Regions from separate parts of the Homo sapiens genome. Here region 1 is linked to region 2. The links are chromatin loops, found by intact Hi-C in ENCODE. Cell type or tissue: PC-3. All regions are shown on one strand. Each heading gives the region's core, and the rest is flanking DNA. Links, peaks and the distances in the headings are about the cores only.

The links. Peaks named below come from ENCODE experiments on the same cell type or tissue, not always from the same donor. Only the 100,000 strongest peaks of a DNase experiment are listed, where the experiment ranks them.
Region 1: a loop joins it to region 2, with 14 times the contacts of the local background. A loop is called at or near these places in 2 of 110 quality-filtered maps.

The regions. Positions count from the first base shown.
Region 1 is chr21:25,367,507-25,373,854 of GRCh38, forward strand. No RefSeq gene overlaps it. Among named protein-coding and RNA genes, the nearest start is that of LINC00158, 61 kb to the right of the region's middle. In PC-3, for the core only: no CTCF peak of the experiment used is centred there; DNase peaks (open chromatin) are centred at 2,195, 2,595 and 2,945; H3K4me3 peaks cover 954 bases; H3K27ac peaks cover 2,686 bases.
Region 2 is chr21:25,167,004-25,173,351 of GRCh38, forward strand. No RefSeq gene overlaps it. Among named protein-coding and RNA genes, the nearest start is that of LINC00158, 260 kb to the right of the region's middle. In PC-3, for the core only: no CTCF peak of the experiment used is centred there; no DNase peak of the experiment used is centred there.

The DNA of each region.
Region 1 (6,348 bases), core at 794-5,793, 200 kb after region 2:
TTTCACCTGTGTCTCAGTATTATGAAGGCAATTCTGTTTGGTTTGTGTTTTGTTTTGGCAGTGCTACAAAGGACCTCAACACTTCCAGCCAAGGCAGGACCCCTCTAATGAAAAAATATTTGTCCTGAGGGCCCCCCTTGGGGTGGCAGAGACACTGATGTGTCAGTTGAGATTTATGACAATGATGTAAAGCAGAGAAAAGACCATGCAGGGTTGGCTCACAAAACTGTTGGTGGAGTTGGGGGGAAAGGACAGGCCACTGGGCTGCTGCCATTGCTAGGAGTGGGAGAAAGATTCAATCGAGAACTTATTGAGTGCCTACTATGTGGCAGGAACTTAACGGAAGTGATCATCTCCTAGTTCTTATGGTCACTTTTTGAAATGGTTACTACTATCCATATTTTATGGATCAAATTTTCCAAATATTTATTCACACCTTATGTGACATATACTGCACCATGAAGTTATCTGTCTTAAAAGTGAGAACTGGCTGGGCATGGTGGCTCATGCCTGTAATCCCAGCACTTTGGGAGGCTGAGGCGGGTGGATCACTTGAGGCCAGGAGTTCAAGACCAGCCTGGCCAACATGGTGAGACCTGTCTCTACTAAAAATACAAAAAAATTAGCCTGTCGTGGTAGTGCATGCTTGTGGTCCCAGCTACTTGGGAGGGTGAGGCAGGAGGATCACTTGAACCTGGGAGACTGGAGGTTGCTGTGAGCCAGGATTGCTCCACTGCACTCCAGCCTGGGTGACAGAGTGAGACTCTGTCTCAAAAAAAAAAAAAAAAAAAGTGAGAACTAACAATAAAATTCCTAGCCCCCAAGGATGGAATGAACCCCTCTCTTAGCCAATGGGACCCCAGGGAAATATTAAAAACTGAATTCCTAGCCATGATGGAATGGGAGTTCAAACATGTTTCATGATACCCTCCTTTTTGTGGTTTAGACATGAAAACTGACCAGCATTAACACTGAAACAGATCATAAGACTGATGGAACAGACTCTTTGTGGCAATAAGATACCAAATTATAAAGACCTAACACCATACCAGGCAAGGGTTAAGTCACACACCCCTACACTTAAAGAATAAATTCTGTTCTAACTGCCACCAGATTTCTTTTTCCATAGTGGCTAAACGAGCATCGGCCTCAAGATAAGCAATATTAAAAACAATTATAGCTCATCCACCACCAGACGCAGACTAACTCCCTGTTCCACAAGCCGTAACTATAGCTTTGATTGAACCAGAAGCTGATTTCAGTAACTTTCTTCTGATAAGAGGCCACTAACTATAGGATGGTTCTGGCCAGTTTACAGAGGCTGCATGCTAGAGTGCCTCGTTTTTTTCGCTTCACTTTTTTGACCCAATTGTAATGCATTTAAAGGTGAAGTCTCCACTCCCAACGTGAAATGGGACACATGTAACATGCATGTTTATTCAATATGCATGCATCAGGATCTTCTTTGTAAATATTCATAGCTTCTCCTATAACTGTTGAATATATATGTGTAGCCAACCTGTTTAGCGTAAAGCTCCTGCCCCAACCCCCCCTCCTATGCAGTGCCTGTTAACAGTCTCTGCTGGAGGCTACACTTCCCAGCCTGGCAGGATGGCTACCCTGCAGTCTGTAACCCTTTATAAAAAATAAAGTCTCCTTTCCAAAGTACATAGGCAATTGAAGTAGAATATAATAAGTGATATGAAGTATAGAGAAAATGATCACCTGTCTAGCTGGAGGATTGAGAGTAGGCTTCTAAGATAACATCCAAACTGACTCTTGAAGCATAAGAAACCCATTTTACCTGGGATTATCCAGTTGAAAAACCAAGGCAGGGGCAGCCAGGAAACTCCATGTACAAATTAGAGAAAACAAAGTTTAAGTCTCAGTTTCCTTATAAAAGTTAGGACCAGGATTTAAACTCAGCTTTGACTCCAAAGATTGTGTTTATTCTACTTCCACCAAAATTTAGAAAGGAAAATGGTAGTAGATGCATATACAACTGCCTCTCCATCCTTCACAGGTGTATCTAGAGCCAACTCTCACCACTGTGATTTTCCAGGACATGGTTTTCTTACCCTGTTGCTCCCATGAAGAACAAAATGCAGTTTGAACTAGTTGACAACAGTAACATAGAGAGTTCTGAAGTACTTTTTTGACTGCCAAAGCTCCCCTGATGGGAGTTGGCAGCAGAAATACTTTCTGGGTTAGACAATTACTGGTAGTAAAGAATCCCTGAAGGTTACACCTAACTCCAGTTATGCCATTACTTACACCGAATGTTGACCTACCCATGTATAATAGGCAGCAAAGAAATATTTTTTAGTTAGTGACTGAGAGCTCTTTTCATACAATATTATAGTTCTCATATTTTTAACAATTATTACTGATTGTTCTAATTTTAAATAGTTGTTTAAATTTCATAGAATAAAATATGTGTCACCTTGCCAGAATAACGAATATGGTTTTATGATTCAGTGTTTAGCTAATGCAAAATACCTCCTCGAGACTCACCCCAAATGTTTCAGGAAGGAATCCAAACAATTTTTATTAGGAAATGACAACATGTAACTAGAATGTAAAATTAAGGAACTTACAATAAAGCAAGCTTCAGTGCAATCACTTATTTCAGCAGTTGATGGATTCTATTAGCAGAGTCGTTTTGGCACTGGTTTCCAGGTGGAGCATGATTAATCATTACTCCTGCAAGGCACTCATTCATCATTACCCAAGTAAATAAATATTTTTACATCTTTAATTTTAATACCTAAATCAACCAGAAAGAAATTAGTCTATTTACTTGGGGGTGAGAGAACTCTGTAGAAATGAAGGTCTGTGTTGATTGACTAGGAAGGAATCCAGTACCACATCAGCAGCGTAGCCCAGGAATGGGAAGCAGAGATCACAGCTCTGACTCATGTTCGATATGAGGTGGCCCAGAGCTCCCAGTGTTTCTGAGGCTGACTCAGAACTCTGAGTAGGACTGTGGTGAGCCAACAGTCGCCATGGAATATGAACGAGACACATGGGTTTTGATGTGATGTGACCTCATGTGATGTGGTGTAGCTGGAAGGGCCTCCTGGCACAGTGCTGGGCCCAGACTTGGGGGTCAGGACCTGTCAGATGAATTAGCTTCTGAAAGAGTCAGCCATGCTGCCAGCAAACACTGTGGGTGGGCTTGGTATAGAGGATCGCCTGGTCAGTGGTTCTCAAACTCGAGCATGTCAGAATGAACTGGTCTGCTGGTTAAAAATGCAGATTTCAGACCAGGTGCAGTGGTTCACATCTGTACTCTCAGCACTTTGGGAGGCCGAGGCAGGTGGATCACTTGAGGCCAGGAGTAAGAGACCAGCCTGGGCAGCATAGTGAGACCCTGTCTGAACAAAAAAATTTAAAATAAATTAGCTGGGTATGGTGGTGCTTGCCTATAGTTCTAGCTACTTGGGAGACTGAGGCAGGAGGACCACTTGAACCTACGAATGAGGCATTACAATGAGCCGTAATCACACTACTGAACTGTAGCCTGGGTGAGAGTGAGAACATGTCTCAAAAAGAAATGAAGATTCTCTGGCCCAATCCCAGAAGTTCAGATTCAGTAAGATAGGGATGGAACTCAGAAATGCGCATTTTTAAAACTTACAGTGTAGGTTTCTGATGAGAAAGCATAGTCTAGGAGGTAATGAAATAAATAAGATAAATACCTTAAATTCTACCTGGCAGGATGAACAATAATATATAAAATCCAACAAATAAGGTTTCATGGCATAAGTACAAAGAAAGAAATTTGCCATTACCACCCTCTCACTCTGGCTACACTATAGGTAAGTGTAAGCGCCTCATATGTTGTTTCCAATTTTCAGAGGCTATTAAGAAATTACTAATAAGATCTTACATTTATATTTTAATTCAAAAATTTTCATTTACTTTAATATACCAGTTGAGTGCATAACAGGCAGTTCTCTTGTAGTGGAAAAGGTATCATATCAGATACTAAAGGAAAAAAACTGAATTCAAATCACAATTTCATTTCTGGCTAAATTTATCATATTGATATGTGATAAAGCAACTCAATTTCTTTGACTTAAATCTTGGAATAATATTACCTGTGGAGAATGATCGTTATAAGAATTAAGTGAAAAGCGTATAAAAGCTCTGATGATCGTACCTGGTATATAGAGAAATCTCTGAAATTTTTTTGTCTAGATGGATGAATGAACAAACACACACTTGAGTGGATGAGAAACTTTTTTGAAATTAAGTGAATGATGAAAATATTGGCAAACATGACATGTTAGCTTTCAATTTAGTGGCAAACATGATGAATTCTTTCATTATTTTAATTACCAATTACTTCCTTGTCTCAGTGTATTTTTACCCACTAGAATCACAAGTGACATCATTCCTTATTTTTATCCTGCTTTGCTTTGATTTCTTACATAGCCTTGATGTAAATCATTTAAAAATCCCATTTAAACCACAGACCAGCAGAGCCTGGCAGCCTTTGGATTTAGTGCTGTTGAACCATACAGGAAAACTAATTTGTTCCTTTGGTTTTCATTTTGTGCATCCTTCCCATCTTATTCACTACTTTTATTAATTTCTAGAGCATGGTCTGTGAGTAGCTCCACAGAAGTTCGCAATTACGTGGAGCTGTCTTCCATGTTAACTCTTCAAATGGCTTCATTTATAGGCACAGCTGTCTCATCTCGACTTCACTGGGAGAGAGGCAGAACTAGCATTTCCTGTCTCACAGCCCATTTATTTTCAGACACGTGTTGCAGCATACATTAAGTTCAATTTCTGTGGAGCTGTTATCAAGGTATAGAACCATGCACAGTTGGATGGCACCATTCCCTCCAAAAGGGACAAGAACGAATAATGTAGAAGAAATGGACAGACATAGGAAAAGGTAAATTTTCCAATCACTGACATCCAGCACATGCTGTGGAAAAGAACAGGCTGTGTGAATTAGAGGTGGATGGCACTTGTGTATTTATAAACAATTTCACACACATCATTTGATAGTCTATGCTATGACATAGGTATTATCATAGTCCTTATTTTAGAGATGAGAAAATGGAAGCACAACAGGGTTGTGTAAATTGCTCAAAGTCACACAGTTGGCAAACTGCATAGCAGAAATTGGAAATCACTTTTATCTAACACCAAATCCGAGATTTCTTCCAAAATGATCGTATTTCTCCATATTCAGATGTGACTCTAGGGTTAGCAGAATCCTTAGGTAGAAGGGAAGGGGAGGCATATCCAAGACAAATGCAGTTTTTCAAAGTCAACCTGCATAATCTGATTTAAACAAACCCCCCCCCCCGCCCATCACATTATGCTCAAAGGCATTCTGTGGGTCTTACCTTCTTAATTTATTGCTAGTCGGTAACCACAGGAGATTCACTTTTTCAGATGCTCACTGTTACCTTCTTTCTTTTGTCACAGTCAACTGACACTACCAAAGCCGTCAGTATTGGGGGATCATTGGCTTTAGCCTTACTTGGTTGAATTCCTTTGTACCTGAAGGGTCTGAAGTTCATTAGGTTGCAGCAATTGCTTTTTACAGAGGCATTGTTTCACACAATTGAAATTTTACTTAGTACATAATAGCATTTGCCTAAGTAAACTTTGAATAATCTCTAGTTCAAAGAATTCTACAGTTAAAATGCCCACACACACAACCCTCCCTCTTAAAATGGCTGGAATAGGTTCATTATTATATTTTAGTGCATGCAAACAACAGTTAAATGCCAAAATAGAAACATGTTCACCCAAAGGATGACATGCCCTGCATTCTTGTGTAAATCTCAAAGGATCTTGTTTACCTTCTTTTTTTGTGGTCTAGAAAGGTCCTTATATAAGTGAACTACAGACTTCTCTGTCCTCAGCTGAGACTCCTTTACTGAATGTTTGATTAAGCACCTTAAATACATTTTCCAGGTTCAAGAAACTGCTGAACACACCAGGTATAATGAGCTCAAGCATTGTGGGATCAAGATGAAACCTCAAACACATGGGAAATGCAACTAATGCTGACATCTGTAGCAAAGGAAATTCCTCCTGCTCCCCACCCCTCCTCCTCCTCCTCCCCCTCCTCCTCCCCCTCTCCCACCCCTCCTCCTCTCCCCACCCCTCCTCCTCCTCCTCCCACTCCTCCCCCTTCTCCTCCCCCTCCCTTCCTCCTCCTCCTCCCCATCCTCTTCCTACTCCCCCTCCCCTCCCCTCCTCCTCCTCCTCCTCTTCCCACTCCTTCTCCTCCCCCTCCCATTCCCCCTCCTCCTCCTCCTTCCCCTCCCCTTTCCCCTCCCCCTCCTTCCCCTCCCCTTTCCCCTCCCCCTCCTC
Region 2 (6,348 bases), core at 580-5,579:
ACATGGAACTGTTGAGTCCATTAAACCTCTTTCTTTCGTAAATTGTCCAGTCTCAGGTATGTCTTTATCAGCAGTGTGAAAGCAGACTAATACAGTAAATTGGTACCAGGAGTGGGGTGTTGCTGAAAAGATACCTGAAAATGTGGAAGTGACTTTGGAACTGGGTAATAGCCAGAGGTTGGAACAGTTTGGAAGGCTCAAAAGAAGACAGGAAAATGTGGGAAAGTTTGGTACTCCCTAGAGACTTGTTGAATGGCTTTGACCAAAATGCTGATAATGATATAGACAATGAAATCCAGGCTAAGGAGGTCTCAGATGGAGATGAGGAACTTGTCGGGAACCAGAGCAAAGGTGACTTTTGTTATGTTTTAGCAAAGAGACTGGCGACATTTTGCCCATGCCCTAGAGATTTGTGGAACTTTGAACTTGAGAGAGATGATTTAAGCTATCTGGTAGAAGACATTTCTAAGCAGCAAAGCATTCAAGAGGTGACTTGGGTGCTGTTAAAAGCATTTGGTTTCAAAGAAAAACAGAGCACGAAAGTTTAGAAAATTTGCAGCCTGACAATGCAATAGAAGGGAAAATTCCATTTTCTGAGAGAAATTCAAGCTGGCTGCAGAAATTTGCATAAGTAACAAGGAGCTATATGTTAAATTTCATAGGCTGGGCCCAGGGTCCCCTTGCTGTGTGTAGCCTAGGGACTTGGTCCGCTGTGTCCCAGCCACTCCACCCATGGCTAAAAGGACCCAGTGTAGAGCTCAGGCCATGGCTTTGAAGGGTACAAGCCCCAAGCCTTGGCAGCTTCCACATGATGTTGAGCCTGCAAGTGCACAGAAGTCAATGATTCAGGTTTGGGAACCTCTGCTTAGATTTCAGAGGATGTATGGAAATGCCTGGATGTCCAGGCAGAAGTTTGCTGTGGGGCAGGGCCCTCATGGAGAAACTATGCTAGGGCGGTGTGGAAGGGAAATGTGGGGTCAGAGCCCCTACACAGAGTTCCTACTGGGGCACTGCCTAGTGGAGCTCTGAAAAGAGGACCACCATCCTCTAAACCCCAGAATGGTAGATCCATGGATAGCTTGCACTGTACACCTGGAAAAGTGGCAGACACTCAATGCCAGCCCATCAAAGCTTCTGAGAGGGAGGCTATACCCTGCAAAGCCACAGGGCCAGAGCTTCCCAAGACCATGGAGCCCACCTCTTGCATCAGCATGACCTAGATGTGAGACATGGAGTCAAAGAAGATCATTTTGGAGCTTTAAGATTTGATGGCCCTGCTGGATTTTTGATTTGCTTTGGGCCTGTAGCCCCTTTGTTTTGGCCAATTTATCCCATGTAGAATGGCTGTATTTACCCAGCGCTTGTACACCCATTGTATCTAGGAAGTAATTAACTTGCTTTTGATTTTACAGACTCATAGGTGGAAGGAATGAGACTTTGGACTGTGAACTTTTGAGTTAATGCTGAAATGAATTAAATCTTTGGGGATTGTTAGGAAGGCATGATTGGTTTTGAAATGTGAGGACATGAAATTTGGGAGATGCCAGGGTGGAAAGATATGGTTTGGCTCTGTGTCCCCACCCAAATCTCATCTTGTAACTCCCATAATTCCCACGTGTTGTGGGAGGGACCTGGTGAGAGATAACTGAATCATGGGGGCGGGTCTTTCTTGTGCTGTTCTCATGATAGTAAGTCTCACGAGATCTGATGGTTTTAAAAACTGGAGTTTCCTTTTACAAACTCTCTTCTCTTGTCTGCTGCCATGGAAGACATGTCTTTCAGCTTCCATCATGATTGTGAGGCCTCCCCAGCCACATGGAGCTGTAAGTCCTTTAAACCTCTTCCTTTTATAAATTGCCTAGTCTCAGATATGTCTTTATCAGCAGCATGAAATAAACTAATACAGATGGTTATTATTGTTATTGTTATCCATTTCTTTTTTTAAGTCTAAGGTATCACTTTTTTGTCAGGTTTCAACTAGAGAAACAGAACCAGCAGGAAGTATATATTAAGAAATTTATTGCAAGGAATTGTCTTTCTTGATTTGGGAGTCTGGTTAGGCAGATTCAAAATCCATAGGGATGGCTGTCAGAAAGTGGAGGCTGAAACTTTCGTGCAGGAGTTGAAGCTATAAATCCACAAACAGAATTCCTTTTGGTCCTGAAAAACCTCAGTTCTGCTCTTAAGGCCCTTAAACTGCTTGAATTGGGTTTACCCAGGTTATCTAAAATAATCACTTCAAATCAACTGATTATAAATATTACTCACATCTATAAAATACCTTCACAGCACCACCTACACTAGTGTTTGCATGAATGACTGGTAATGCATCCTTCCCAAGGTTACACATAAAACTGACCATCATAATAAGATATCCATTGTTAATGGCCTTAATAGTAAGATATTAAAAAGCAACCACAAAATAACTGTGACAAATAAAAATAAATATTTATTTTTTGCTACCAAATCTACAAGTTTGCTGGGTGACTTTCTTGGCTCACTTGATGTTGGCTGACCTTGCCCATGATTCTGCACACAACAGACAGGTTGTAGCATGCTGCTGTAGTTTGGCCTTAGTTGGAGTGACTCAGTTCTCCTTCATATATTCTCTCATCCTTCAGTAGGCTAACTCAGGACTTGTCCTTATGGTGGTGGCAGGGATTCAACGAGAGAGCAGGAGTGCACACAGCTATTAGAGTCTTAGGTTTAATCACTTCTACCACATTCCATGGGCCAAAGAAAATCACTAAGATAGCCAAAATTCAAGACATGGGGAAGTTAATATTATCTCCCAATGGAAGGAGCTACAAAGTCATGTTTTATATGGCATGGATATAGAAGAACTAGAAAATTGAGACCATTTTTTACAATAAATCTACCAAATCTAACATATAAAAAAATAAAAACATATAATGATTTATGGGTCATCTAATATGTTGTTTTAATAAAAATTTGATATCCTGCTCATACGAATGGGAAAAAGTTTTTTCTGCTAATACAAAGTGGACTTAGACCGTCATCTACATGTCACACCAGTTTGGAGTGCAGTAATGTATAATGTCAATTATTATCCAGCATGATTTAGAAGACAGAATGTGAAAGCCAAGAAGGCAGATCGTAAAATCAACTTGTAGTTCAGGCTTTGTATAACAGATAGTTCAAATAGAAAAGAAGGTAAAGAATTGAGGCCCGGCACGGTGGCTCATGCCTGTAATCCCAGCACTTTGGGAGGCCGAGGTGGGTGGATCACAAGGTCAGGAGATTGAGACCATCCTGGCTAACACAGTGAAACCCCGTCTCTACTAAAAATGCAAAAAATTAGCCAGGCTTGGTGGCAGGTGCCTGTAGTCCCAGCTACTCAGGAGGCTGAGGCAGGAGAATGGCGTGAACCCGGGAGGTGGAGCTTGCAGTGAGTCAAGATCGCGCCACTGCACTCCAGCTGGTGACAGAAGGAGACTCCATCTCAAAAAAAAAAAAAAAAAGAATTGAGTTCACACAAAAATGAGTTGAAATTATTAGGCATTAAGAAAAACTGACAGACGTTAATGAAATGGAAGAAGCCAAGGGACCAGAGATCAGAGTGTGGGTGAAATGTGTGTATTGAGGCCAGCCCTGCCTTAGCCTTTGTGAGGCCTAGAGCCAGAGTACACATGATGTTCCCCACACTAGATACCTACACGTTTAAAAATTATAATGAAACCTAGCAAATTGTTATATAAAATATGTCTACTACTCATCTCTTGATTAACCTACCTTTATGACAATCCAGAAGGGCTGGAGGACCACACCGGAATGGACAGCACAGGAAGGGCCAGCCCCAGTTCTCAGCCTGCCATCTTGTCTCCCGGCCTGACTTCATCTCATACCAACACATCTGGTCCATCCTGTGACTCAGCATGCAGTCTGAGAAGGAAGTACAGAGGCTCCAAGTGGGCTTTTGCATTTGGCCCCATGAAAGCCTCAGCCCATCAGAAGGCTTGTAGCCAGAGGAGAAGCAGAGAAGGGCTTTTTATAAAGGTAAACTTTTTGCCTAGGACTAAGAGGTAGTATTGTAGTAACAAGGATTTGAAGAACAGAAATCTGTGGAATTTAAAATCTAATCTCCAAATAATTAAAGCGAACCATAAAATATATGTTCAATGTACTTGGTTGCTGAAGTAAAAATAAGATAATATTAAGATTGAGGCAAATCAAGATACTGGATAAAGCAGGCCCACAGGTGAACAAACTTAGGGATACTGAAGGGCCCTGGTCAAGAGCCAAAGATAGAATAAGGGGGACCCTGACATATCAAGTGTCAAAGACTATGATGAATGAAAGAAACAGTGAGGTTCAAGAGAGGGCAGAATGAGTAGAAATGATGACATGAAAATCCTGTATCACCAAATGGCGGACTTTAGCACAGGTGGATTTGGGAGAACATGGACGTGGAATCACTTGGAAGACACATGAAGAGCAAGAAAAAGACTGTTGATACCACCTCCTACTGTTATCAAGAGCACTTCACGTGAAAACAAGCATCCGTTATTTAAAGGCTGGGGAAGAACCAAGTTTCAGATTATAAAGAAGGTAAAGGAAGCAACGAGAGTGAAGCAATAGGAAGGGGTAGGTTTCCAACGCTCTGTGGTAATGGAACCATGACCACATTCCACACCGTTGCATCACCAGGGCCACACACAGTGCCCAGCACACTGTATGTGCCTCATTAAAATAGCTGAATTTATGCATTACATTTGACAGAAGAAAATCTTTCTAACAGTGGTTCTTTCCAAGGAACACATAAAACATTATAAAGAATTGCGTAGACCTTCAGAAAGGGGATCACATAAAGCATTAGATGGCTTTTCAGTTCTGTTCCAAAACTGTGAGTCTACCATGCTGGTTAGGGTACCTGAGTTTCAGTGCCCCAATATTTATAACACAAATGTAAATTACACATGAAACACACACCCCTACAAACATTGCACAAGATTTTTTAAGTTATTATGTCCATAATTTAAAGCTGAAAAGTCCAGCTATCTATAGGTTATAAATATCACAAATCTCCACTGTGATTTTAATATTTAGAGAAAAAAGTCAAAAAGAATGTGACCATCTCCTAATGAATGCAATTACTAAAAATATCATCAATTAGAAATGATTTTCACATCAACAGAGCAGTCATAACAGTGTTTTTGAAACTACAGGTGGCAGCCTATTAGTTGTCATGAGCAGAATGTTTTAATGAAATAAAAAATGTAAAACACATTTCACATTGTACATAACGATTGCTTGATTAAACTCATCTTGGTCATGTATCATAGATATTGAAGTATTTTTAAATGCTTTATTATTTGTTATGTATTTATTTATTGCTCAAACATTTACAGAGTACCTCCCGTGCTAACACTTGAAGGTAAAATTCATTTTAAAAGACATGCAAAGTTTCTTTAGAGCTCATAATTGAATGGCAACAGCAGATAATTATACAAGCAAAGAAGCATGAAAATAGAAAAGTAAAAGTTGTCAAGGGAGATCAAAAGTAACTCAAGGGGTAAGGAAGAACCACTTTAGAAAAAGTATGGATTAAGATGATACTTAAAGAATGAGTGAGGGTGAGCTTAGCGATCAGTCAGGCTGGTATATTCTATACAGGAGAATAGCAAGAGGCAAGAAAGAAAATATCACGTTAATAAACTGAAAGGAATCCAACCAACTTAGAGCATAGAGTGTGAGAAGGTTAATAACTGGAGGTGAGGATGGGAGGGTAGGCAGGGGTCAGATTGTACATGGCCTTATGAACCATATACAACAATTTGAACCTTAAAGCAGGACACTTGGAAACCTACAAAGGATTATAAACTGGTTGGTAACATGATCAAATTTTAATCTCAGCAGAGTAGAAAATATAAAAAGAAAGGAGTAAGACAGGAGATTAAGTGACAAATCAGGAGGCATCTATCCAAGTGAGAGGTGCCGATGAGTTGGCCCAGGGTGGTGAGTGAGGATGAGGAAGCATCATTTAATTGGATGTTGGCACCAGAGCCCATGACTCTTGCCCACTAAGGTTGGAATAGGGGAAGAGGAGCCCATTTGTGGTATAATGAATCTGTTCAGCCCAGATATCAGTTGACTTTGTAGGGCTTAACAGACATCTAAGTGTTATGGCCATGGGGCAGATAAATAAAAGGCCCAGACACCAGCAGAGAGGTCTGCCCTGTAGATACTAATATGCTCAAGCCCTTAATGAATAAATAGTAACTGGACATTTTCAGGGTTCAAATAACCATGAGAAGACAAAATTGGCCCTAACTGAAAGCTTAAGCATTATGAATTTTGGTCATGTTCACTTACTATCTGCAAATGAAA